6 separate regions of the Mus musculus genome follow, and regions 1, 2, 3, 4 and 5 are each linked to region 6. Evidence: chromatin loops called from intact Hi-C (ENCODE). Cell type or tissue: left cerebral cortex. All regions are shown on one strand.

Region 1 (4,000 bases), 76 kb before region 6:
ACAGCCATCCTACCGATTGTCAAGCGTTTGTTTCCTAATCTTTTTTTAATACAACAGAATATTTCATTATGTGACTATTCAAACCTAAGTAGGAAATATATCTATTGATCTCTAAGTGAAAATGCAGCGTAGGAAGAATTAATTTGAGTTCTGAAGTTATACTGCATCTGATACCAGTGACAAAGTCACTTGCTGATGTTCATGCTGATATATGGATGCATGATGCTGATAAATCTAATAAATAAATAATGGGCCTAAACAACAAACTCCATGATCATCTCAACAGATGCAGAAAAAGCCTTTGGTGGCATCCAACATGCTTTTTCAGTGGTGAAGTGTCATTAGGTTAGAAGGGGAGGGAAAAGATTACAGTCCAGGCAATTTGACTCCAGACTTTCAGAGGCTATATTGCTGCTTCCAATAGATTTTGAACTATCATGTAGAGACAGAAGTTATTTTAAATGTAGTTGAAAAAAAGCCCTGTGCATCATTTGTATTTACAACATGCCAAACTGTTTCTCTTAAGTTGTATACCGTTTTGTGTGTGTGTGTGTGTGTGTGTGTGTGTGTGTGTGTGTGTGTGTGTGTGTATGTTTGCTAGGAAATAGAACTCAGGACATTGAAGCTGTAATAAGTTAACCACTTTAAACTCCCTGGAGGGTGTGTGTGTGCTCCTTGTTTCCCGACCCAATCCCTTATGGATTCCCCCCAAAAAGACACACATACACAACCTTTTATTTTAAATACCTTAAACAGCTCAATTGGTGGGTCACTCCCTAACTCCATGAGGCTAACACCCACTCCCCTCTGATATTCCTGAGTTAATACTTACTAAGTTTATATTTTATCTTTGCTGCCCTGGCCTCTGCTGGGCAGCCCTTCTGGAGCTGCCTCCCCCCACCCCATTGACATGTCTGCAGTCTCTCCCTCCTGCACTTTGCTGCATGGTCTGCCTCCTACACCCTTGTCATGCCAGAACCCCCTCTTCCTCGTTCCTTTCCTGGGAATCCTAAATGTCCTGCCCTGTGTTTCTGTCAGCCATTGGCTGCTGGTAGCTTTATTGACCAGTCAAAAACCAACTGGGGACAAGCTGCTTTTAGTCCTATGTGCAGGACACTGCAAACAGGTTTTTTTGGGGGCAACATAACTAGCATGAGAACACAATGCTATAAGACCTAAAACATGTCAGGCAAGAATTATGACACTTAGCTACATTCCTATCCAATGCTGGGATTTTTTTAAGTTCATATAATAAATAAACACAGGATGCAATCAATATGCTTAGTAGATGAGAGTGGAGCTGATTTGATATGCTTTTAGCAAACAAGCTTCTTTTGGAGACAATAAAACTGTTTTTCTACTTATAATAACATTATTATAACGTTATAATAGCATTTCATTATTTTTTAATGTATGCCACAAACCGTTTGCTGCGTCTGTTACTGATTGTGGAGTTGATCTTTCTCTGTGGGATCTGGGTTGACCTTAACGATGTAAGAAAGCAAATGTGGAGAAGTATGCTAGGAAGTCTGCAACTCAGATCTACGAGACCTGCAGCTTCTGCAGAGGGTCGCTGACTATTTCTAGATCTCAGCTTCTATGCTGTAGGAAGCACAAAGACCCTGGGATAGCTTCACTCGCAAGACCGCAAGCTCTCTGAGTTCCCAGCCAGCAGCCAGCAGCCAGCAGCCAGCAGCCAGCAGCCAGCAGCCAGCAGCCAGCAGCCAGCAGCCAGCAGCCAGCAGCCAGCAGCCAGCAGCCAGCAGCCAGCAGCCAGCAGCCAGCAGCCAGCAGCCAGCAGCCAGCAGCCAGCAGCCAGCAGCCAGCAGCCAGCTCTTTCTGATTTGCAAGATGGTAGTTGCTGTAAACAGGTTTGGGACAGTCTGCCACACAGCAGTAGATGGTCTGAGGCCTTTACAAGTGTCTGTACTCACAAGGTAGTGCTGATCAGTTAGGATGAGCCCAGCCCCCCCAAGCTGTCCTCATGATGATCTGGGACCAGTGCTTCTCTCAACTGATAAACTTAACGTCTCTTGTGATTCATCTTTCAACTGTTGAGTCAGACATGAGTAAGGTTGAATCTTAATCTTGCCACTATTGCTAATCAATACTTGTATATTCATCGTAGGATTGTAAAGTTGATAGGACTGGACCAATGATAGGTACTTAAAAATAGGCTAATTTGCCTAGAAAATTCCATCCCATAAGGAAAAAGCAAAAATAAATAAAACAAAATCACATTTAGAGGCTGGCACATGTCTTTTTCTAGTACCTTTGAAAAGAGGCTTATTTATGTATATGAGTGATCTATCTGCATGTACACCTGCACACCAGAAGAGGGCACCAGATCATATCATAGATGGCTGTGAGCCACCATGTGAGTGCTGAGAATCAAACTCAAGACCTCTGCAAGAACAGATAGTGCTATTAACCTCTCTAGCATTTGTACAAGAAAACATCACATACATGACTGCGGCCAACCACCATGCACACGTGGCTTACGGTTTCATGTATGTGACAGCAGGAGGATATCAGAGGTGAGGGCAGGACAGCTCTTTCTTGTGTTTACTCAGACTCCACTCAGCTCTAAACCCCCATAAAACGTCCTTTCCCCTTTACCACCTCGGAGGGAACCCAAGCCAATGCTCACTTGTGATCGTTTAACTTGTCATGAATGTGCTACCCTCGCGAATTCAAGGAATCCAAGAAAAGGCTGCTCTCCGCTGTCTCCCACTGGCCTGTAAACAGGGCCCTGAACAAAGCAGGAGGCACTGTACTAGAACTGACTGAGAGAGCAGAGAGGCTGGAGGGTAAGACATGAACACTTGTGACTGTGGTGGGCACTCAGTAAGCAGCAAGCAAACTGGATGTACTTTCTTTTATTCCTTTTCATTTCCAACTTAGGTGAGTGATGGGGAAATGACAGTAGAACTGCTGGGACGTGAGACCCTTGGGTATGCTCCACCCTGGAGCCCGGGCAGGGGGAGCCCATAGAACCCTTCCTTCCTTCAGATACATCCATTTTGTTTCTGTTCTTTGCCAACACTGGTGCTTGATGATAAACTGGTAAGACCAAGTGTTGTATAAAAATCCAAACAACAAATGTACTATCCATTCAAATGTGTGTTATGTAAAAAGAGAATTTTTTAAAAAGTGCTCAAAATATTTAGAGGACGTAGAGAGAGGTAAGTTCCCTAAAGACTGCTTTTGATGTCTTAAAAAATGAATATTCACGAGACCAAGAAAAAAAAAAACCAAAAGAAAAAATTCTATCAAAATCCCTACTACCTCTGAAAAAAGCAAAGTGAACAGTGGAACGTTATCTTTAACGCTCTCGTGTTGAAGAGGAACCAAAGTGAGCGGTTAGGGACGGGCAAAGTCGAGTGGTACAGCGTTTGCTAGAACAAACTCAGCAGCAACCCCAGAACCAATGGGCGCCTGCTCTGCATCAGCAGCTGCGACACTGGTGCTTCTAAGACACTCAGCCCGAGAGGTGCTCAGAGCTAACTCCAGGCTCGCTCTTACACATATATGCACACTAATAACCAAAGAAAGGGAGTCGAGGGATATGGGAAGGGTCGGAGGGAGGAAAGAGAGAGGAGATGAGTGAAATATTTAAATTGAAATATATTTTAAAAATTAAACAACTAAATAAATGAATCACTAACCCAGGGAATTAGGGAAGTGTAACAAACATATTGAAGTATGAATAACTAAAAAGCAAACTACGCCACAGAATATACACACAGAGCATAGCATACAAAAACGGGACAGGCCCACTTTCTAACGTATTCCTCCCGGAAAGGCAGGAGTCTATGCTGCTCAGGTCGACTCACGCTTCGGAACTCCAGGGTAGCAGGGTAGCCACGCCACACGACCTAGATGAAGGAATTTACTCTGTATGGCTTAAAGTTACAGAACACCAAGAGAGTCAGATTGGACTGAGGGAGAGGAATTGGATGTGCTTCCCCATGGCCGTCCAAAGGGCATGCGATAAGGT
Region 2 (4,000 bases), 95 kb after region 6:
CTTGGGAGCCATTCTAGCTGGGAAATACCAGGGAATGGTCCTGACCAAATCCATCTTTTGGTCAATATTTACTATTTAATAAAGCTTGCTTTAAATTTGGCCCAAAATGGTGGAATTGTTTTTCTCTGGCAAATCTCAGGATCCACAGTAGCTAAATTGGTTAGTTGAACAATTATAGGAGCTTGGTGTTAGGCCAGGCCTTGGGGCGGGGGTGGGGGTGGGGGGTGGGACGGGGGCTGGTTTCTTCTGACAAAGAGGAAGATACCAAAATTTTGCTGGCTATCCATGAGTTTAACAGTGTCTTATCACAGAGGGTGATGGTGGCTTTCAGTTTATGCAAAAGGTCTTGTCCCAGTCAGTTCTCTGTTGTTAAACACTCTAAGCTACCTCCAGGAACTGGGACCTACTTATACCTTTACATATTTTAAAATTTTTATAACTTTCTCTTTAATATTTGGGGCTGACTTGTTAACATATTTTTAGCAGCTATCTTTAAACCTTTTTAAAATGACCTAGTAAAAATTGTTTAAAGTCTTCTTGATCAGTGTTGGTCAGAAAATTCATTATGTCAAGGTAGTGTTGCTGCCAGCAAATCCCTGCCGGGCCAAGGGGAAGTTTTTCTATGTCCCCCCCCCCTTTTTTTTTTTTTTTTTGTTTTTTGTTTTTAGAGAATGGTGGGGTTCTCCCATTATACAGATTGTTGGTGAATAAGGAGACATAAATCATGATAGAAGAAGGAATGGAATGTCCTTGTTTTCTTTGGAGCCAGCCCAGGGAACTTTTCCCCTTCCTCTGAGCTTCTTAGAGCAGATGCAGAAAGGAGGGAATGCTCACCTGGGAGAAACTATTTCCCCACTCCCTGTGTGAATTCAACTTAGATGAAGGGGCCTTAGAGGAGAAGCCAACCCCTCCCACCTCCACCCAGGGACCAACCCTGACCTTGAGCAGGAGCCAAGCAACAAAGCATGCAAACACTCCTGCTCCAGGCTGGAAACAAGTGCAGGGTTCTTGGGTTTCTCTGCGTAACTTGGGAGAACCAAAAGGATTCAGGTCTCCAGCAAGAGGGAGCACAGGTCTTAAACTAAGTGGGGGAAGAGAGGGTCTCATACCAGAGTAAGCCACTGGTTAATACAGTGAAACAAAAGTGATAGAAACACACACACAGTAGAAACAACCAGGGGTGGCTTCCACATATTTATATACCTGAACAGACAGAACGATCTATGGCATCTCATATGGATCCTGTACACTGGATCAGCAACCTAGTCAAACCTTTTCTATGTGTTCAAATCGAAGGCATCTTATCAGACTTACCTTGGAGTTGACAGACCTAATTTGTTTCTATGTGGGGTGAAGGTGTCTGGTTGCTCTGAAATGTTAGGCTGCAACCGATCAAAGGGAATCCTGAGGACCAAATCTCAGGCTGAGACCCCCTAGAAGTTCCTTGACCATTGCCCTCTTCCCAGCTCTGAGAAGCTATGAGACCCCCTGTGTCTCCAAGTCAGGTCTCTGGGGATCTCCTTGGAACCTCCAGAAACAGGGTAGGGTATTCACCAGAGAAACTGCTCAGACATGAGTTTAAGCCAATAGAAAAATCTCTCTTGGCCAGTCAGAGACTAAACTGGGTGTTCAAGATTCCAGTGTAGCCCCAAGCCTTTCTCAGGGTGACTTGTAAGCACACAAACCATGTTACACTTACCACATTGGGGGGAAAAAAACTCTTAAATTGTCAGAAAACGGAAGAGCAAGTAAGTGGAGGTGGTGATGGATAAATATAGACCATGCTGCTAATTGTCCAAATGTTCAGTGACGTCCAGTGGATGCATACGTGGTCTGTAAACAGCTCCTGAGTAATTTAGATGCTCCATATCAATAGCCCCTATTTACTGGGACTTTTCAAAGAGCGTCACCCTGCATGCCTTGCTCTGGAGAACGTGATGGTGAAGAGAAAAGTAGCCCTTCTGAGTCACCCTGATTATCTTAAAACAGCAACAGCCACCACGGCAGGGAGATGCTGGGTGTAGACACACAGAGCTGCTGCAGACTCCTCACGTGGGAAGCTGGCTTGACGCTGTCAGAGGCACCCCCACATCTCATCAGCAAACAGTGCTTAAACTTTGCCTACTCTATTTCTGTAGCAGACTAACTTTTCTTAAGGGACTCCTGTCCTTTCAGACGTGATAGTTTTATAGAGCTGATGTTGGTGCCCAGAACAATGTGATATACTGAGTCGACCACTCTGTAAAATATTGTTTGATGTGAACTAAATATGGTGTGAAAAGTAACAGAAAGGGTTCATCAGCATTTCTTAGTGATAGAAAGTATTCTGAGCCTTTTTAAGTCTAGGCATAGTTGTTATGTCCAAGTGATTGGACAAAATGGATTATATACAAAATCCATTTAACAAATGTTTACCATCACATTTGATTAAAAGCTTGGAGAGGGAGGAAAGACTCTGTATAAAATTATATCAAACAGAGCCCTTACTTGCATAGAACTTACAGTCAACAGTGTTAGGTGGACCAGAATAACGTTCTGCTTTAAGGGGTTGCATAGAAATAGTTGGGATGTCCTTAAACACAGTTCTGTTTTATAAACTCAGAGTATTAGACAAATGCAGGAAAAATAAGATCAGAGCCTGTGGTCTGAGGAAGCTGAAGGAAAGAAAGAAAGTAAGCAGGCAAGCAAACAAGCGTAAGAGGAAGGAAAATGGAGACCAAGCATAGCAGCATATACCTAGAACCTCAGAATTCGGGAGGCTAAGGCAGGAAGAGTAAAGAGTTCAAGAACAGCCTGGGCTCCTTAGCAATATCCTGCCTCAAAAACTACATGCAAAATAACTAACATAAAATATAATATAAAAGAAAACCAGGATTGGGCATAGTGTTTTCTGAAGACAGAGGAGCATCTCTGGGGCTGTAACTCCTCCCACAGGGAGGCTGTTCTGGGGCTGTAACTCCTCCCACAGGGAGGCTGTTCTGGGGCTGTAACTCCTCCCACAGGGAGGCTGTTCTGGGGCTGTAACTCCTCCCACGGGGAGGCTGTTCTGGGGCTGTAACTCCTCCCACGGGGAGGCTGTTCTGGGGTTGTAACTCCTCCCACAGGGAGGCTGTTCTGGGGCTGTAACTCCTCCCACAGGGAGGCTGTTCTGGGGCTGTAACTCCTCCCACAGGGAGGCTGTTCTGGGGCTGTAACTCCTCCCACAGGGAGGCTGTTCTGTTCATTTCCCTGGGTTATCCTGACTCAATACTTGTCTGCCCACCTCTTGCTGAGTTCCTTTGCTGGACTTTGAGAATTGTCCAACAAAGGCAGTGCTCTCATGTCCTCCATGTTTCACAGAAGCCTGCTGCTTGGGCCAGCTCGTGGGGCTCGATGTCATAAGAAATATTTGTACTGGACTTTCTAAGAAAGCACATGGGTTGGCCTTGGAGGAGTCTGTTTGTCTGGACAGTTAATGATTCTTGGGAATGCAGAAGAAGTATGGGTTCCAGAGTCAATAGTTAAATGGAACCTCCAAACCTAACAGCCACTGGGGAGGTTGACAATCAGGACTTGGCCTGTTTTATGGTTTTCAGGCGACAAGAAGCTATAATCATCTGTTATCTCTCAGACTCTTCCCAAAAGGTTTACAATCATGCCATTTTGATTTTACTTATTTTGGTGGTTTTTTTTTTTTTTTTTTTTTGGTTTTTCGAGACAGGGTCTCTCTGTATAGCCCTGGCTGTCCTGGAACTCACTTTGTAGACCAGGCTGGCCTTGAACTCAGAAATCTGCCTGCCTCTGCCTCCCGAGTGCTGGGATTAAAGGTGTGCGCCACCACGCCCGGCCTTGTTTGTTCTTTTTCTTTTTAAATTTACTATTTTAATCTTCTTTTTAAAGTCCAGACTTTATTTCTCTCCTGGTCCACCATCCAACTGTTCCATATCCCACACCTCCTCCCTCTCCCCTTCTCCCAGCGGACGTCCCCACCTCCAGCCCCCACCCCACCAGACCTCCTCAC
Region 3 (4,000 bases), 170 kb after region 6:
GTGACTGAGGCTGTCAGTCAGGCCTGTGGAGGCTCTGTGAGGAGGCAGCCCCTGTACAGCAATTTCACACTGGATACAGTGTAGACAACACATGGCAGGCCAGGGAAGACAGAGGAGAGAAATGAAAGCCAGTCTTTGAAGCTGCCTGGAGGTATACAGATGTCACACGAGAGAAATCAGATGTAGGAGAGACAGCCCTGCAATATCCCTAATAGGCAAACCCACGGAAACAGAACCGGAGGCAAGGGTGGAGTAAGGAGACGGGGTCAGTCTTAATGGATGCTAGGAGACATTTTGCTAGAATACAAAAAGCACATTTATACACACAAACTGAAATGGTCATTGTATATGTTGGTGAATACAAACTTAATCTCTCAGCAGCTTCTTCAGCCAAGCCAAGGAATCACTTGAGCTATATGTGAATATTTTTTCAAGGGGGAAATGTCATATTAAAAATAAGCTCACTTCATTTATAAAAATCAACAACCGCTGACGACTCAGTACTAAAATGTACTAAACATATTAAAATGTCTCTGTCTACCTATGGGGAGAGGGATGGCTTCCCCAGGAATCAAGATGAACTGGGTATCCTCCCCCACAGAATTTCTTGCCTTAAGAAGTGGTATAGCTTCAAGCAAGGGGAAATGATCTCACAAGGACAGATATGCAAAGGCTGGCCATTGCGCTCATGTAAAGTAAAGCAGACCAATTTTCATGACTAATCGAAAGGTGAAAGGTCTTGTAAGGGATTCAATAGTTATACACTGGGGTATCCCAGAGTTTTTGGTACAAATATTCAAAATCTGGGCTTAAGAAGCAATGAAATAGACTGGTTGAGAATCATTTTCAGAATATTCTCTCTGCAGAAATATGTGAATGCATACCCATTTTAAAGTGAGAAAAAACAGTCTTGAAAAAATGCATAGTAGTAGGTAGAAATGCGGTGTGTTGCATAAACATCATAAGTGTCTTGCAATCATGAAGCTATTAGAGTGATTTGGTTTTTACAGTGGAATTCAGGCTGGGGATGTAGCTAGGTAATAGAGGATGTGTGTGTGTGTGTGTGTGTGTGTGTGTGTGTGTGTGTGTTCTGGTGGGGGTGTAGTGGGGGATACAATTAGTTTGTGTTGAAAAAAACTAAAAAGTAATAAAAGTATGTTCGTGGCATAAACCTGAGAACAGATTTCCCCTTTTTTTCCTATGCTACAACCCAACAGCACTTATGCATAGTTTAATATCAAGGCATATTACATCTTATTTTACACTGACTGATTAATAGCTGAACAGATCAGTGGAGAGGCTTTGGCTCCCGCTGAGCTCACAGAGTTTGATGGAAACCGCAGGAGGGGGCCTGCTCCTGACTTCAGCCCAGGCCACCGCTGGGTCCCCAGTGTGTGCCCGCCTGCTGTGCTTTTCAGGCATCTGGAGTGTGCCTTGGGTAGCATGGCCTTCCATCTACCTCAAGGGTACGGGGAGCTTTGTGGTAGAACAAAGGAAGCTATGAATGTCTCCTTCCCCCGAGAATGAGCAGTTCGTTATATTCCCAAGGTCCCATTTTCAGACTGTTCTCCGAAAAGGGACATCTGAGAGACTCCTTATCTTTTATCCTCAGTGTAACGGAAAAATACTAACCCGAGGAAGTGGGCCGTGAAAAGCTGTCAGAGCCTGTCTACCTTTGGCTTTGATAATGACTCTAGAACCTCTCCTCAACCCTACTGAGATCTGACTCAACGTGGGGCGAAGCCAGAAATACCAGGGTGTCTCAGGAAAATAACAGAACAGCCCGGGAGAGGCGGGGGGGGGGGGGGGAGAGGGGAAGCCTGTGATTCGGAGCGGGGTGGGTGGGTGGGGGCAGCAAGAGGCATAGTCAGCTTAGGCAAAAGGGCCATAAAAAACGATGTCTTTCTCAGAAAGTGTAGATGGCTAGATGAAGAAGGGCCTTGCTTGTCTCTACACGTGGGCGGGGTGGGTATCTCGAGGATAGGAAAAGCTGAGGACACCTAGTGATACGCAAACTTCCCTCCGCCTCTGCCTGTGGGCTTATTAGCAGCCAGGCAAATCGGTGTGCAAAGAATAGCTTTGCTGGATAACAGCTGGGGAAATGGCAAATTATGCAATTTTGCAGGCGCACACAGACCCGCAGTTGCACTGAAATCAAATTAGATGAGGCACGGGGCTAGGCAGTGCCAGCGTCAGGGCTGAGGGCACCCCTTTGCCTAGCTGTTCAGGTCGACTCTGTTCTGAGCTGGGGACGCCTCTGTTCGTGGTGGTCTGTGCTGCGCGTCCTAAGCACCCAAGCCCACGGTGGTGTTTACTCGCCTGTGTGGTGTGAAGAGGACGATTTAACTCTCCACCTTCCCCCTCCAGCATGCGGTATTGATTTTCCACCGTGATACAGAAAGGCCTTTCTTCTAAGTACCTTTGGAGGCAGACTTGGCTGTAGAGCCAGCTTTGTGAGCGAGGGCCTCTATTCAGGGAACACAGAAGGGCTTTCTCAATTGCAAGTTGTGTTTGTGCAGTATACTAGTCATAACAAGTTCCTGTTTGACTCTTAAGTTGTTCGTGAAAAATCCAACCAACAGATTGAAGCTGTTTGTTGCATCACTCGATCAGTCTAAACAAGTCCCGCAATTAGAGTGGCTAATTAATACCTATGTCTATTGTGCATCCGAGCTGACATTCTGAAGGTGTTGCCAGTTCAGAAGTGTAGAAATAATTACTCTCTAAAACTGGGCAAGGAGGCGGCTTTCCATGGGATTTCACGTTGAATATGCAAATGTTCTCTCATTTTGAAATGTGACTTGTGAAAAATTAGGAGCATTTGAAAATTCTCCAGCCTGGAACTGATTTCATATGGAGTTTATGTTCCTCCCTTGAAGCCATAAAAGGCTTAGCAGCAGCAAGGTAAAGGAAAAAGAAAATTAACAAAGCCATCCCTTGCTCCAAAGCGGCTTAGTCTATAATATGCTGAACTTGTAGTCTTGATAAAGCTCGGAATTGGTGTTTCATTACTTTGGATTCAAGTGCCTAAGTTCCCTATCATTTAAAAAAAGTAAGCATAAATTCTGTTACCTGGATTTCAAATTGTCTTTTTATGTCACATACAGCCAATACCGCCAAGTTCAATGTGAGATGACAATATACTTTTATATCTGTAAATACCATAATATATAATACTGAAATATAAAAGAAATTTCAGAGGGCTAGTATGTAGAAAGATATGACAAAGGGAAGGGAAACTGATTTATAGTCATTGATTCATTTGGGATCAATTGTCTGAGAAGTCATTGAAGGACTACATGTATAATGAATGTTACTCAAGGCAACTTTAAACTGAGAAAGTCTGTCCTTAATCAGTTACTGATAGCATCTAGTTCCTGAGTATATAGGGCCTCTGATTTACTTGGGATGATACTAGTTACTGTATTTTGTAAAGAAAAAATGAAGAAAAAAAAGTTAGGTTCCATTTTGGTGATGGCAAGCTTTAGACAGTGAGCAGAAGAGAGCTCAGAGGGATGGAAGGGATGCGAGCCTGGAAGGCTCAATCTCTCTACAGCAGGTAGAGCAGGCTAACATGTCTGTGAGTGAAGACAGCTGTATATAGATGGAGCATGCAAGAGGACAATCATTTTGAGGAGGTTAGTGTGACACCTGAGATGACATCATTATTTGAAGTCACAAGTGCAGTTGACAACAGCCCATCTATCTCCTGGCTTACAAGAGAGTATGGCCGCTAGGAGCTCAATGAGTGGAGAGGGTCAGGAGACTACTTCCTCCTGACTCCAAGGGTCTGATGGTGCTCTTAAGTTTTGTAACTTCAGCAAGATCAGGAGCTGGTACAGCCTCTCTGGCTTACCTACAGAGCTGTTTGCTGTGCAGGGGAAGGAAGCATTCAGCAGACAGGCTTTCCCACCCCCTGCTGCGCTGCTCTGGACTACCTTTTAGAAGAGGGTGGGGTTTGAGTCTGTCAGGGAGTCTGTAGTGGAGAGACACAGCATTG
Region 4 (4,000 bases), 69 kb before region 6:
TGTGTGGCTGTCTAAACCCTTGTACTTGGTCTGAGGCAAGGTCAAGAAGAGGTCTGGAGCAGTCATTGGCATCAATGTCCGAAGCTCCGTCTGAAACTGGAATTAGCATTTCGACGTCATCGTCGTCTTCTCGTCCACTCACTGCGGTGTCCAGCTGTCTCAAAGGACTCCGGTTCTGGGTAGTGGAGCTCGATCGACCTAGTGTAAAGCGGACCCAGCGCAGGCCCTGAGTCATCCGACTTAAAGCACTTGTGAGCTGGTGACGTGCTGGGCTCACACTCGGGGCTTCCACACTTGACACTTCCCTTCCATCTGCATGGCCACCTCTGGTGCTCTGAGCAGAGGAATTCCCACCTGATCCCACTGTGGCCTCCACGGCGGTCGTGGGAGGGACCTTCTGGGGCAACGGTGCTGCAACCCCACCCGATGCTCCCGCCGTATCCCTTCTCTCATTTTCTGTGTCAGTGTCATCGGACTCCACGGAGAATAAGCTTCTGTGAGGGCGACTCCTCTCAGTTTCTCTGCTGCTGCTCTGGCTAGGGACAACCTCATCTCCATCTCCCGAGACCAAAGCCAATGACCCTGAATGACGGGATCTTGCAAAATTAAAAATACGATTCCAAATGTTGCTAGATCTGCCTGTCATAGGAAGCCTGATTGAAGTAAATCCCAGCTGAGATCGGACAGCTAGCCTCAGGTTTTCTAAAACGGAAGCCTGCAAGAGTAAGAAAAAAGAAAATAGTGAATAATGAGGTATTAAGATGAAAAACATTCTTTGACTCACTGTTACTAGGAACAGCGATGAGCTAAATTAAATTCACTTACCTCTACAGGTCTACTCATAGAGAATCTAATCTGTAACTTAAATCCTAACTCTACAGTGACAGTTTTGTCAATTACAGCAATTATAAACCACAATAATATTCCAATCCTACAACTGTACCAAGTCTGGAAAATAGATACACTGAAAATTTCTACCAGACGTCACTACATGACTCGTTTATGATTATGCTCCAATATTCTCCTAAAAACTTACAGTTAGGCTTGAGTCACAAGGCTGAACTGTCCTGTCAATGTGGGAATCCCATTTTACAGAGCTAGATTCCAAGGATGGAGTGAATGAATCCCGAGGACGCCGTTTTACTGTTTCAAATAAAGGCCTGAACATACTTGTAATACAGACTAGAATATATTTGGATGCCTTCTCAAGTTTTAAGAAATAAGCTTTTTTTTTCAGTTTAGGATTAAATATAAACCATATTAGTCTTTAAAATTGATAATTTAAAAATTTACAGACTTTAAAAATATGGAATGCTTCACAACTCAATTAGCACACAATGAAAGTATGTCTCGCAACTAGAAGAAAACCTAGGGGCCAGGGAGACGGCTGGCCAGGCAGAGGTAGGCGCTTGCCTCCAAGCCTGACCACCTGCGCTCGATACCTGGAGCCCATAAGGAGGAGGACAGAGAACAGACTCTTGGCAAGTTGTCTTCTGACCTCCACTGGATGGCACCATGACAGGCAGCCTCTTCCAAACACAACGTAAATAGGTTAATTAAAAGATAAATCATTTTGTCTAGATGAAAGTGTCAGGTGAGTTTTAAATAGTCTTCAAGCTCCACCTAGTGGCTATAGACTTAGGGCAAGCATAGCTTTAATGAACCTCACACTGAGCAAAACTAAGCCAACAAAGGTTGGTGATTCAGTGCTCAAGGCCCAGCCTCTCACAGAAGCAAGAAGGAAGTAAACAGGCAAGCACAGTAGCCAGTGCTCTTCCCCTGTTTGCCATGTGCATACAGTCATGCCTGTACAGTCTGAAGCAATTCAGCAAACACTTAGAGGCTATCACTGCAGGAACGTTTCTAGCCAGCTTTAGTAAAATACACATCACCAGTAAATCTGGCTATCAGCATACATGGACTTTCAGTACAAATGTGAAAGGTCTTTTTCTTTTGCCAATTAAGAAGAATCTAAATACAAAATTAAAAACTAATAGTAGTTCAAATTTAGAATGAACATCTCCATTGACCACTCCTAGTGCTCAGTATTCAAACCACTGTCACGTGAGCCCGAGCTTCTGACAGACCCTCACCTCGCACACTTTCTACCGACGTTACCATTACTGTCAGTCACAAGCAGCAGGCAATCTCTGCTTAGTTAAAAGCCTGTTAACTGAAAAGTTGCAAATTTAACATTAGATTCTGTAGGGAGATGTCACAGTAGTTTGGTGGATAACTGTCTATTGTTTCACTTGTGAAGTAGTAATAACTGACAAGAAAGTATTTCTAGTTTGTACTAGGAACAAATTACAAAATTATTTTCTTTTAAAAACTTATGGAAAGTTGATAATTTGTTACCAGAAATTTCAAATGTGAGAATTTGGCCTCATTAAACAAAGTTCAACAACTTATGTTATTTAAAATGCTGTTTAAATGGAATTCTTAATACTTTGTGGCTCTAGAGAATGAAGCAGTATGGAATAGACTTCAAAGTTACCTTGGCTTTTGGGACAGAATCTCTATACACTTGGAGTGCCATGACTGACAGAAAAGCTGTCTCCATTGGGAGACTGGCAGGCAGCTACAATCCTGTGACCTAGGGTGGGGCTCTGGTGATTCATGGTAAGGGGACAGTTTCAGCAGGGCTACAGACAGACGTACACTAGCCATATCAGCAGGGCTACAGAAGTACACTAGCCATGTCCAACTGATCACAACTGTATATGTGAGTCTGGATGGGGACTTGGGTGAGCATCCTTAGTGGGTAACAGCTATGGAATGTTGTCCCACAGCAGTGTTCTGCATGGGGCTGTCTGAACTCTGCCCCATGAGCCTCTTCCCTCAGTGGTTTTTAATTCATATCCTCTCATAGCAACAGGGTCCGGCCATGGGCAAACAGCTCCAAGTGAGCCCTTCAGATTCTTTTAGTGAGCTGGCAAACCAGAGGGAGCTGGAGAAGCCAGCTTGCAAATGGTCCTAGCAGTGAGCAGTCACATCATTTGTGCTCCTACTAGCTTTCCAGAGCACAGTGGCAAGGAGGTGATGGTAGCCAATGGAGGTAACCACGGTCTGTCACCTATCTTCAAAGAAATCGATGGTGGCAGTGCCAATGACAGAAACTATAATCGAGTTTTTTCTATTTTTTATATCTAACAATTTGACCAGTATAAATTCTGAATTAGAAACTACACCTGAAAAAATTAAAAATTACATCTACAAATTGTCACTGAGGATTTGAAAGAATATCCAGCTAAGGTGACATGTATCAGAAGTGAAAGGATGTTCAATTTAAAAGAGTTAAGGCTCTAAAAAACTAATTTTTCCTAGTTCTAATTCTGAGTCATTTTTATAAATGTTTGTGAATATATTTAAAATTTAAATGCACACAAATGCTTATGACTAAAATAAGCTGTGGTACATTTTTATAGCTTGAAATGTTTTTAAAACTTCCTGAGAACTTTGAAGAACCAAAGAGTATGAGTTACAACCAAAAGAAAACGGACCAAATTCTTAAACACTAAAACCCAGCTTCAAGTTCTCCCTTAAATTAGGGGCAAATGTTCACTCCTCTTCAATTACTTTCACTTAAAATGGGTTGCTATGCCGTAAGTAATGTGTTAGTACATTAATTTTACCATTCATTCTTAAATCTCTAAATGTTCAATCAGAAAATTGGCCAAAGGTTTTAAATTTCAGTTCACCTGCTCACTTATCCCCAAAAGGAAAATGTCTCAGAATGACAGTTTTATAATTATAAAAATCAGAATTGTATAGATTCTGTGAAAATGTAATACAATTTATAAATTCAGTTGTCCATATATTTAATATTTGCATGATTGTGAAAACTCCTAAAGTTAAGAATCCCTGCTTTACTACTTATAGACTTTAAAAGAGGATGAAACAGATTAGAATTCTCATTATACCTGATTAGGTGAACAGACAGGAAAATCTTCTACGGGTGGGATTAGTCCCTGAGCGATCAACTGTCCATATGAGGGAG
Region 5 (4,000 bases), 190 kb after region 6:
CGGAGAAGCCAGTCTTGAATTTTCCAGGAAGCCTTCCCCATTGGCTAGCCTTTGTAAAGCTGCAAGGTGCTTTGCAGACTACTTGGGGAGAAAAGACATCAGTGGCCTTTCCCAGCACTGGACCTAAAATACTGACCTGTCAGGCGAGACATGCCCAGTGGTGCAATAACGGAACAGCTTCTGGGCTAACCCGCTATCCTCCTGACTGAATTTAGTCTTGCTCCACAGGAGGGAATTCATCTGGTCCTATATAAGCACGGCCAGACTTCATGGCTAGGGAAAGTCTTTAGAGCTAGGGGAGACTCTACTGATGCTGTTTTTCTAAATGGTCTGCAGTTAACAATTGCATTCTAAATATTTATGTTTATATCCACAGCCCTATGCCTACTTATCGTCTTTGTTACGGAACATCACCCGAGGACTCCATGTGGTCAGCGTGATCTGATGTGTAATCAAGGCTAACCACTTTTCCTGAACCAAATATTGATGCTGAATCAAGCCTGAGTATATTTGCACTGACAGGAGGCACTGAGACTCTGAAAGTGGGACAGGTCTGGAGCTCTGGAGTTATGTCACCAGGGAAGCTAGGGCAACAGAACCCTGGACATGTGGGTCCGAGATCTAGGTTTAAATCCCATCTCCCCTGATACTTCTTATTGCTGTGGGTGGTTCCCGTAGAGGCTCACTGCTTCTCAAAGTGCTGAAAAGAAGTGAGAGTTCATCCTGGATGGGACATCTCTACCACTCTCACCCTTCCAGGGCTCAGGGAACATCTGGGAAGAGGGGCAGAAAGAACGTAAGAGTCAGAGGATAGAGAGTGTGATGGTGAGTTTTATGCCAATGTGACACAAGATACAGTCACTGGAAAGGAGGGAACCTCAACTGAGAAAATGCCTCCATAATACCTGGCTGAAGGTCATTTTCTTAAATAGTGATTGATGGGGGAGGGCCCAGCCCATTGTGGGTGGTGCCATCTCTGGACTGGTGGTCTTGGGTGCTCTAAGAAAGTAGACTGAGGAAGCCATTGGAGAGCAAGCCAGTTGGCAGCACCTTCCATGACCTCTGCTTCAGCTCCTGCCTCCATGTTCCTCTCCAGTTAGTGTTTCTGTCCTGTCTTTCTTTGATGTTGAATGGTGATATGCAAGTGCAAGCCAAATAAACCCTTTCCTTTCCAAGTTGCTTTGGTCATGGTGTTTTATCACAGCAATAGAAACCCTGTCTAAGATGGGATGGAACGGTGTGCAATGCTGTCCTCTGGACATAACACGACTTTCACACACATGAACCCACAACAGCCTGCACAAGATCGGGCCAATTAAAAATTCCAACATGGAAGGCAGTGGGCCTTCTGAATCCTTACCTGTACCTGAGGAGCTATTGGCAACTGATGGCTTTGGGGTGGGAGAGAAGAGTCCCTGGTAGATTGTCCATGTCCCAGTGGATGACCCCACACCCGTGGCCATATGGGCAGCACTAATCAGACTCAGTAAGTTAGTAAGAGAAAGTAAGCAAGCAAGCAAGTGAGGAAAATAGATTTAAAAGAGCCCAGGAGGTCTGAGGGGGTGGGGAAGTGGAGGAGGGTGGATATGATCAATACACATTGTCTACATGCATGAAGCTGTCAAAGAATAAGCCAAAACTATTGTCAAAAAGATGCCTTGAAAAGAAAGCTCAAAGAAACGCATTCCTCATTGAGATAAGTCTAGCCTTTTACCCCTTAACTGTGTCTGGAAATCCCTGATCCACAGGCCAGTAAGGTGAGGGGCACAGGCATCCTCTGACAGACACATAATGGGAATTGGTGCGGACACTCCTCAGGAAGGACGGCACACAGCACAAGCTCCAGGGGTACAGCTCCAGTGACGTTCAGTAAAACACTGCCCTGGGGCTGTGCAGAGAGGCAAGACAAACAGCCCGTGCCACACAGTTGGATGAAACAGTGCTCTTATCTCAAGGCACTTAAAATCAGTCATGTATGGTGAAGGAGTGAGGCAGGCATCAGGGACACCGTGGAGCTGTTTAAGGCAGACTGGAAGCTAAATATTACTTCTGTAGTATTTCTCAATATTGAGAAGTTGAAAAACATGACTTTGTACAGAAGGCAGCTCTGACCATGAACCTTTAGAGAAAACTAGAATCAGCTGTGGATTAGTGTAGTCTGCTAAAAAAGGAAATGGATCTCTCTTGAGTATATATAGGTGGTGGGCGGGTATGTAGCTTAAACCCCACGCAAAACAAGTCTAGGAGTGCTTACACACACACACACACACACACACACACACACACACACAAACACATATGCAAGGGAACCGAAAGAAAATTATAAAGAATTTGCCTGAGGCTTTATTGCCAATAATGGGGACACTGGGCTCAAAATCAGACCCATTTGCTGTCAAAACTTGTGTTCTGTAAACCGATACTAATGTCAGTGCAGGCAGCAGAGAAGGAAGTTAATGGACACTGTCCATTCTGTTCATATCTGGCTTGAAATATAATAGCCTAATGTGCATGGGAAGCTGTGAATCGCCTGCAGTCTAGAGCCTCTTAGAACAGGTAGGAGCAGGAGGGCAGCTTTCAGTCTTGAATCCATGATTTCCTCTCACATATGTGACCACAGCAGTCTAGAGATGGTGTGTACCTGTGCGTGCGCGTGCGTGCGCGTGCGTGCGCGTGTGTGCGTGTGTGTGTGTGTGTGTGTGTGTGTGTGTGCGTGTGCATGCAGGTTCTGATACAGGAATGGAGCACAGTGACTCCGGCATGGTCCCCCTTCTATTTGGTTTCTTTATCGTCAACAGTAACTTCCCTGACAAGCATATGATTGTTTTTGCAAAGCAGACACTGGGCAGTACTCTGTGTTTATTAGGGGAAATTACCCTGGAATCATAGAGTGGGGCAGAATTGTGAAAGGATGGGAAAATGGATCCTTATAAGGGTGATCTTGACGTAGCCTCTGATGTTGAGGTTCAGCTTCCCTGTCATCTTTTGAAGAATATGAGGGATGTGCGTCAGGACTTTCCGGGTGAGAACAGCGAAAGGCGGCCCTGTCTATCAGTCCTTACCTCGCCCCTCCTCCAAAGTGTTACTCCCTCTCGTACTCAGAATTCCAGTCTACAGCTAACAAGATAATAAAGAAGCCATCAAGGAACGCGGTGCTAACAATAAATAGGTCGCAGTGAACGAGTTGGGCGCACTGCAAGCATGTGGTTGCAAGGGGCAAACAGGCAGCCTGCATTCTGTAGACGCAGGAATCACAGACCAACGGTTGTGGTTTCTTATCTAAGACATTTATGATCTCCGCACAGATTTTATGTAAAGAGAACCTTGTAGCATGTGGCCTTTGCGTCTGGCTTCTTTCACTCAGCATAGTGTTTTCAAGGTCTCAAAACATAAATTCAAAAGAAGTATTTGTTGCTGCTGGCCTATATGGAATTGGAAGGTGGATCGCCTTTGGAGATCTCACTGCTTGGAGAACAGCGGCCCCTGGTGGCACAAAAGTGAACTGTTCTGGCTCAAGGAGGAACGCCAAGCCGACCTTGAGGGGGCAAATAGTGGAAAGAAGGTTCCCTTTTACAAACCAAAATAAGTTTTAAGACATTTAGCTTGCAACTACTGACGCAGGTTTACTAAAACAGGGTTTCTAGGGTAAAAAACAAAACAAAACAGTAAAACCCGTTAATAGCAATCGCTGGTCATCATGCTGTTGGAGGGGTCTGTGAGATAAGTATATGGGACCTTTTGCATGGCTCACAATTACTGCAGCAGGACTTCAGGTCTGCATAGACAAGCTCCAACGAAATAACAGGGCATTTGGAGAAATCCATACTTAAAGTTGTGTTAAATGACTATAAATTAAACCTAAACACTGTCTTGCTGTTATTTCCACTATTAGTAGCAATCAAGTGTTTAAGCCCTGAAAATTGCCCTATCAAAATTCAAGTCTATGGCTAACAAGATAATAAAGAAGAAACATATTCTTATCTTAATAAGGCTACATCAGGCC
Region 6 (4,000 bases):
TCAGAGGACAGCTTTGTGAAGTTTATTATCTCGTCTACCTTATGTGGGTTCCAGAAATTGAACTCAAGTCACCATGCGCTATAGAAAATATCTTTACTACTGAGCTGTCTCAACAGTCCTTTATTTTTTAAGCCATACTCGTGTGTGTGCAAGAACATGTATATACGGAGATCAGAGGGCAACCATACATGTTCGTCCTCAGGTGCTGTCCATCTTTCCCAGACAAAGGTCTGGAGCTTGCCAAGAAGATTATACTAACTAATGAGTCCCAGGGAATCTGGCTGTCTCTGCCTTCCAGAGAGCATGTTACACTGCCCATTTTTACATGAGCTAGGGATGGAATTCAGGACTTCAAGAATTGTACTGAGATATCTCCATAATGTACGTATGTATGTATGTATGTTCCATGTTCACTCAAATGGTTCTGTCAGGGTATATCCACTATACATGACAACTTTAACACAGACCACACAAACTCTACTATTCCTATTCCAGTACAGTTTAGCTATTGCTACAGTTATTTGTTTTTCTTTTCCTAATAATATAAACCCAAATCTGGGTGAGGAAACAGAAACACCCGGGTGTGCACGCACTCGAGCACACCCCCTCCCACTCCCACCCAACACACACTCGTGCACACTCGTGCACAGCTGTACAGAGAATGTCCCTGGCTTCAGGACGAAGAGTTTCTTTTAGCTCTGTCAGTACAGTTCAATATTTTGCCCATCTCACTGCCTCTTATTTCCTTATCATTTGAAACTCAAGTGGTTGGAGACATCAACCTTTGGAATTATCACCTGACAGCTTTATAACCGTGATCCCACAATGGTGGAAAAAGGAGTTTTGGCCTTTGACTTCAATTCCTCACTGAACACAAACACCTTTGTAAAGTACCTACCAGAAGTCCACTGTGTATTATAAATGAATACATCAGGACCAATACTGCTTTACAGCCTCTTTATCTCTGAAGGCAAAGGATCTTTATTTCAAACACCAATGGCATGAGTTTTCCTGAAGACTCAACTTATTTATTTAGTCTGATCAGACATCACATAAACTCAATTCTGATAACAGTGCAGAGCATACACAACTGGACATTCCTAATCACCCTAGATTAAAGAGTCCTCTCACTCTCCTTTCTCCTGGGCCATTATACCAAACCTAGAGCAGGACTTACTCACCTCCAGGCTAGAAAACAAACAACATAATAGCTTATTGATCTCTGGTGTAGACCCAAACCCACAGGTCATCAGCCAAGCAGGGATGGCACTAACGGTGAACAGTCAGGTCCCACACAAACACATCACTGACAGTTACTACATCAAATGTGGATAAGCCCATCACCTGATCAGAACAAAATAACACACCACGTGTGAACTACACTGAAAATATTACTATTTCTTAGCCATCATGAAATGCCAATTTACATTCATTATATTTTTCATATAATGAGAATTCTCAAGGTTTGAAAGTTACCATCATATTTAATTCCACAGATAAATACTTTCGAGATAGGGTTTCTCTGTATAGCCCTGGCTGGCTGTCCCAGAACTCACTCTGTAGACCAGGCTGGCCTCGAACTCAGAAATCCGCCTGCCTCTGCCTCTGCCTCCCAAGTGCTGGGATTAAAGACAAATACTTTCAAAAGAGGTGCTACCATATGCTGGGGAATTATATGCTACAGAAACCACCGCCACTATACTACTGAATTAGTATTTGTGGCAAATGAAGTGGACTTTTTATAAGTAAAAATACCCGCCCCCCCCCCCGTAGCTTCTGTTTGTTTTTCTGGAGAAATCAAACCATTACTCCAAAATGGAAATGTTAATTGTGTTCTCTGCAATATCCATTCAAGGAGTTAACTCATGAGAACTAAGAATGGTGAAGTCAGAGCCCAAGCTGAGGTCTCAGTGGTGAGCAGTCCTCTTAATTTCCTTTAGTTCTAGTTCATACAAAGCACGGTCGTGACACACAATCAGACTGCAATCCGTAAAGTAGTGTCCCTAACCAGATCGCAGACCGGAATGAGGCAAGAGTCACAACAGCATCAGAGGGCACAGATGAAATGATAAGTGAACTGGGAGTCAAGGCAGACTTGTACGTCCCAATAGAGAAAGACTGAGGTGGGGCTGGAAACTATTTTCTGGCCTTCTCTCCAGTGCAGCTACTGGGGAACGAGATCCTACACGCCCGAGACCCACAGAGCCCCAGGCGCAGAGGTGGAGGGGTGGGAAGGAAGCAATCGGGGTGCTTTTGGAGGGAATGGGGACTAAGAGAGATGGGCACGACAGCAATTTCACTGAGAAGAGAACTTCCTGCCTCGGGAAGGATCTGGGACAGGACCGTCCCGGAGGCGACCTCCCCTTCGTAGTCTCACGGTCACATCTTTGTGCGCGAGGACTGTACAGCCGGCAGCGAGCGCTAGAGGAGCGAGCCGCCGGGGGCCTCGCGCCGGGCTGGGGAGTTTTCCCGCACGCCGTCGCTCCGCAGGGACCCCTGGCTCGGACCGGCCCGCCTCCATCGCTCCGAAGGATCGGCGGCGGCCAGAGGACCCCAGCATCCCCGCGGGCAGACAACCCTCCCCGCACCATCCCGCGTGGGTCTTTGTCCCGTCGGCAACCCAGGTCTCCCCGGGTCGCCCAAGCACAGCCCGTCCTGGAGGCCCGGGGGGCCCCCGGGGTCGCCCCAGCTTTGTTCGGTCAGAGGGGCGCAGGGAGGTGGACACTTACCGTACACCCCAGCGAGGAAAAGCAAGAGCCACGCCGACCCCCGCCGCTGAGACTCTTTTGTGCTCCAGCGACGGGCCATACCCACGGCAGATGGAGGGAGCGAGGAGATGGAGGAGGAGGAGCTGGGGCCAGACGCCGCCGCCGCCGAGCCCCTGGCTGCTCCCTGCGCGCTCCGCGGCGGCGGAGGGGGAGGGGCGGGGCCGCCCGCGCGCGCTCCCTCCCGCCGGCCCTGCGTCGGTCGCGCGAGCCCCTAGCGGGCCGGCCTTCCCGGGGGCAGGGACGCGCAGCGCGCGCGCCAGCCGCAGGCGACAGGGCCGGCAACTGCGGGGCTCCGGCCTCGCGCCGCACAACCAGCCGGCGCCGCCACCCGCCAGACTGAGCGCGAGCCGGCACCGGCGCTCATCCGTGCACTCGGCAATCCCCTGGCCCGCCTGTCTTGGTTCCCGCCCCGCGCTTCCCTGGACTCGGCCGAGCTCGGGCGGATTTCGCCGCGCCTGGAGCCGGAGTAGCGAGGCAGTGCCAATCGATGTGCGAGCACGCGAACGCCGGCCGCTGGGTTCCAGGGGCTCGAGGGCTGGAGTGGGGAGTAAGGAGGGGGGAGCGGGACGGCGGGGATGTGCTCTGACCGAGCTCCGCCGCAGTCCCCGGCCTTGGTGTTGTGCCCTCCCCGGAGATCCTCTAGGCTGATGAGCTACGCGTGGAGGGAAGAGGGGTGGGAACTTAGAAGTCCGTTGCTAAGACCCCCGACCTTGCCGGCTCCGCTTGAATTTGGCTCTGAAAGAGTGAATGGGTCGTAGGTCCCTGTGGATAACCTGATGTAGAATCTCAGCCAAAGGATCTGGGGATACATCCGGCCGGGCTACAGGGTCTGTGCTTCTAATCTGGCAGGGAAGACGCAGGAGACCCTTTTGACACTCGGGTGGGGTGGAGTGGACCTGGGACGTGGAAAGAGGGATATCCCTGACCCCCCCCCGCCCCCCCCCGCCCTAAGCCTCTTCTCAGCTCCTAACAAGTATGACACTTCTTTCCCTTAAGTACCCATAGAGCTTCTGTCTGTAGTGACACACTGGCACTTCCACCTTTTTAAAGTGTCGTCTGCACTGTTTTGCCTGCTGTCCTTGCCATTTACAGGCACTGTCCACTATTCGCTGAAGATCAGCAGTGCCCTATGCTGTACTGTTGACACAGGCTATCTTTGTTTCCCGACAATCTTGTGAGATGAATATTATCCACGTTTTAGATAAGCTAATGAGACTCAAAGAGGTTAAATT

Evidence for each region. A loop is a pair of places that touch in the nucleus more often than their neighbours do. Peaks named below come from ENCODE experiments on the same cell type or tissue, not always from the same donor. Only the 100,000 strongest peaks of a DNase experiment are listed, where the experiment ranks them.
Region 1: it touches region 6 in a loop (2.5-fold over the local background); 9 of 42 quality-filtered maps call a loop at or near these places.
Region 2: a loop joins it to region 6, with 5 times the contacts of the local background. A loop is called at or near these places in 3 of 42 quality-filtered maps.
Region 3: it touches region 6 in a loop (2.5-fold over the local background); 6 of 42 quality-filtered maps call a loop at or near these places.
Region 4: a loop joins it to region 6, with 2.7 times the contacts of the local background. A loop is called at or near these places in 9 of 42 quality-filtered maps.
Region 5: it touches region 6 in a loop (2.7-fold over the local background); 8 of 42 quality-filtered maps call a loop at or near these places.

The regions. Positions count from the first base shown.
Region 1 is chr15:39,865,334-39,869,333 of GRCm38, forward strand. No RefSeq gene overlaps it. Among named protein-coding and RNA genes, the nearest start is that of Dpys, 9.9 kb to the left of the region's middle. In left cerebral cortex, a CTCF peak has its summit at 2,337 (motif pointing right); a DNase peak (open chromatin) is centred at 3,444; H3K27ac peaks cover 327 bases.
Region 2 is chr15:40,035,447-40,039,446 of GRCm38, forward strand. No RefSeq gene overlaps it. Among named protein-coding and RNA genes, the nearest start is that of Gm33251, 7.7 kb to the right of the region's middle. In left cerebral cortex, no CTCF peak of the experiment used is centred here; a DNase peak (open chromatin) is centred at 2,033.
Region 3 is chr15:40,112,671-40,116,670 of GRCm38, forward strand. The region is part of intron 2 of Gm33251 (predicted gene, 33251); the gene reads left to right. Among named protein-coding and RNA genes, the nearest start is that of 9330182O14Rik, 20 kb to the right of the region's middle. In left cerebral cortex, no CTCF peak of the experiment used is centred here; DNase peaks (open chromatin) are centred at 1,706, 2,085, 2,355 and 2,715; H3K4me3 peaks cover 495 bases; H3K27ac peaks cover 456 bases.
Region 4 is chr15:39,872,164-39,876,163 of GRCm38, forward strand. It overlaps Lrp12 (low density lipoprotein-related protein 12), which reads right to left. Exons shown (of 7, transcript NM_172814.4): 6 at 3,924-4,000; 7 at 1-715. Among named protein-coding and RNA genes, the nearest start is that of Dpys, 17 kb to the left of the region's middle. In left cerebral cortex, a CTCF peak has its summit at 1,624 (motif pointing left); DNase peaks (open chromatin) are centred at 26 and 1,651.
Region 5 is chr15:40,127,810-40,131,809 of GRCm38, forward strand. It overlaps Gm33251 (predicted gene, 33251), which reads left to right. Exons shown (of 3, transcript NR_155348.1): 3 at 377-1,173. Among named protein-coding and RNA genes, the nearest start is that of 9330182O14Rik, 4.6 kb to the right of the region's middle. In left cerebral cortex, a CTCF peak has its summit at 3,489 (motif pointing left); DNase peaks (open chromatin) are centred at 1,994, 2,206 and 3,464.
Region 6 is chr15:39,940,875-39,944,874 of GRCm38, forward strand. Lrp12 (low density lipoprotein-related protein 12) reads right to left here and starts at 3,120. Exons shown (of 7, transcript NM_172814.4): 1 at 2,730-3,120. The coding sequence starts at 2,808. In left cerebral cortex, a CTCF peak has its summit at 2,417; DNase peaks (open chromatin) are centred at 2,315, 3,162, 3,518 and 3,798; H3K4me3 peaks cover 2,467 bases; H3K27ac peaks cover 1,872 bases.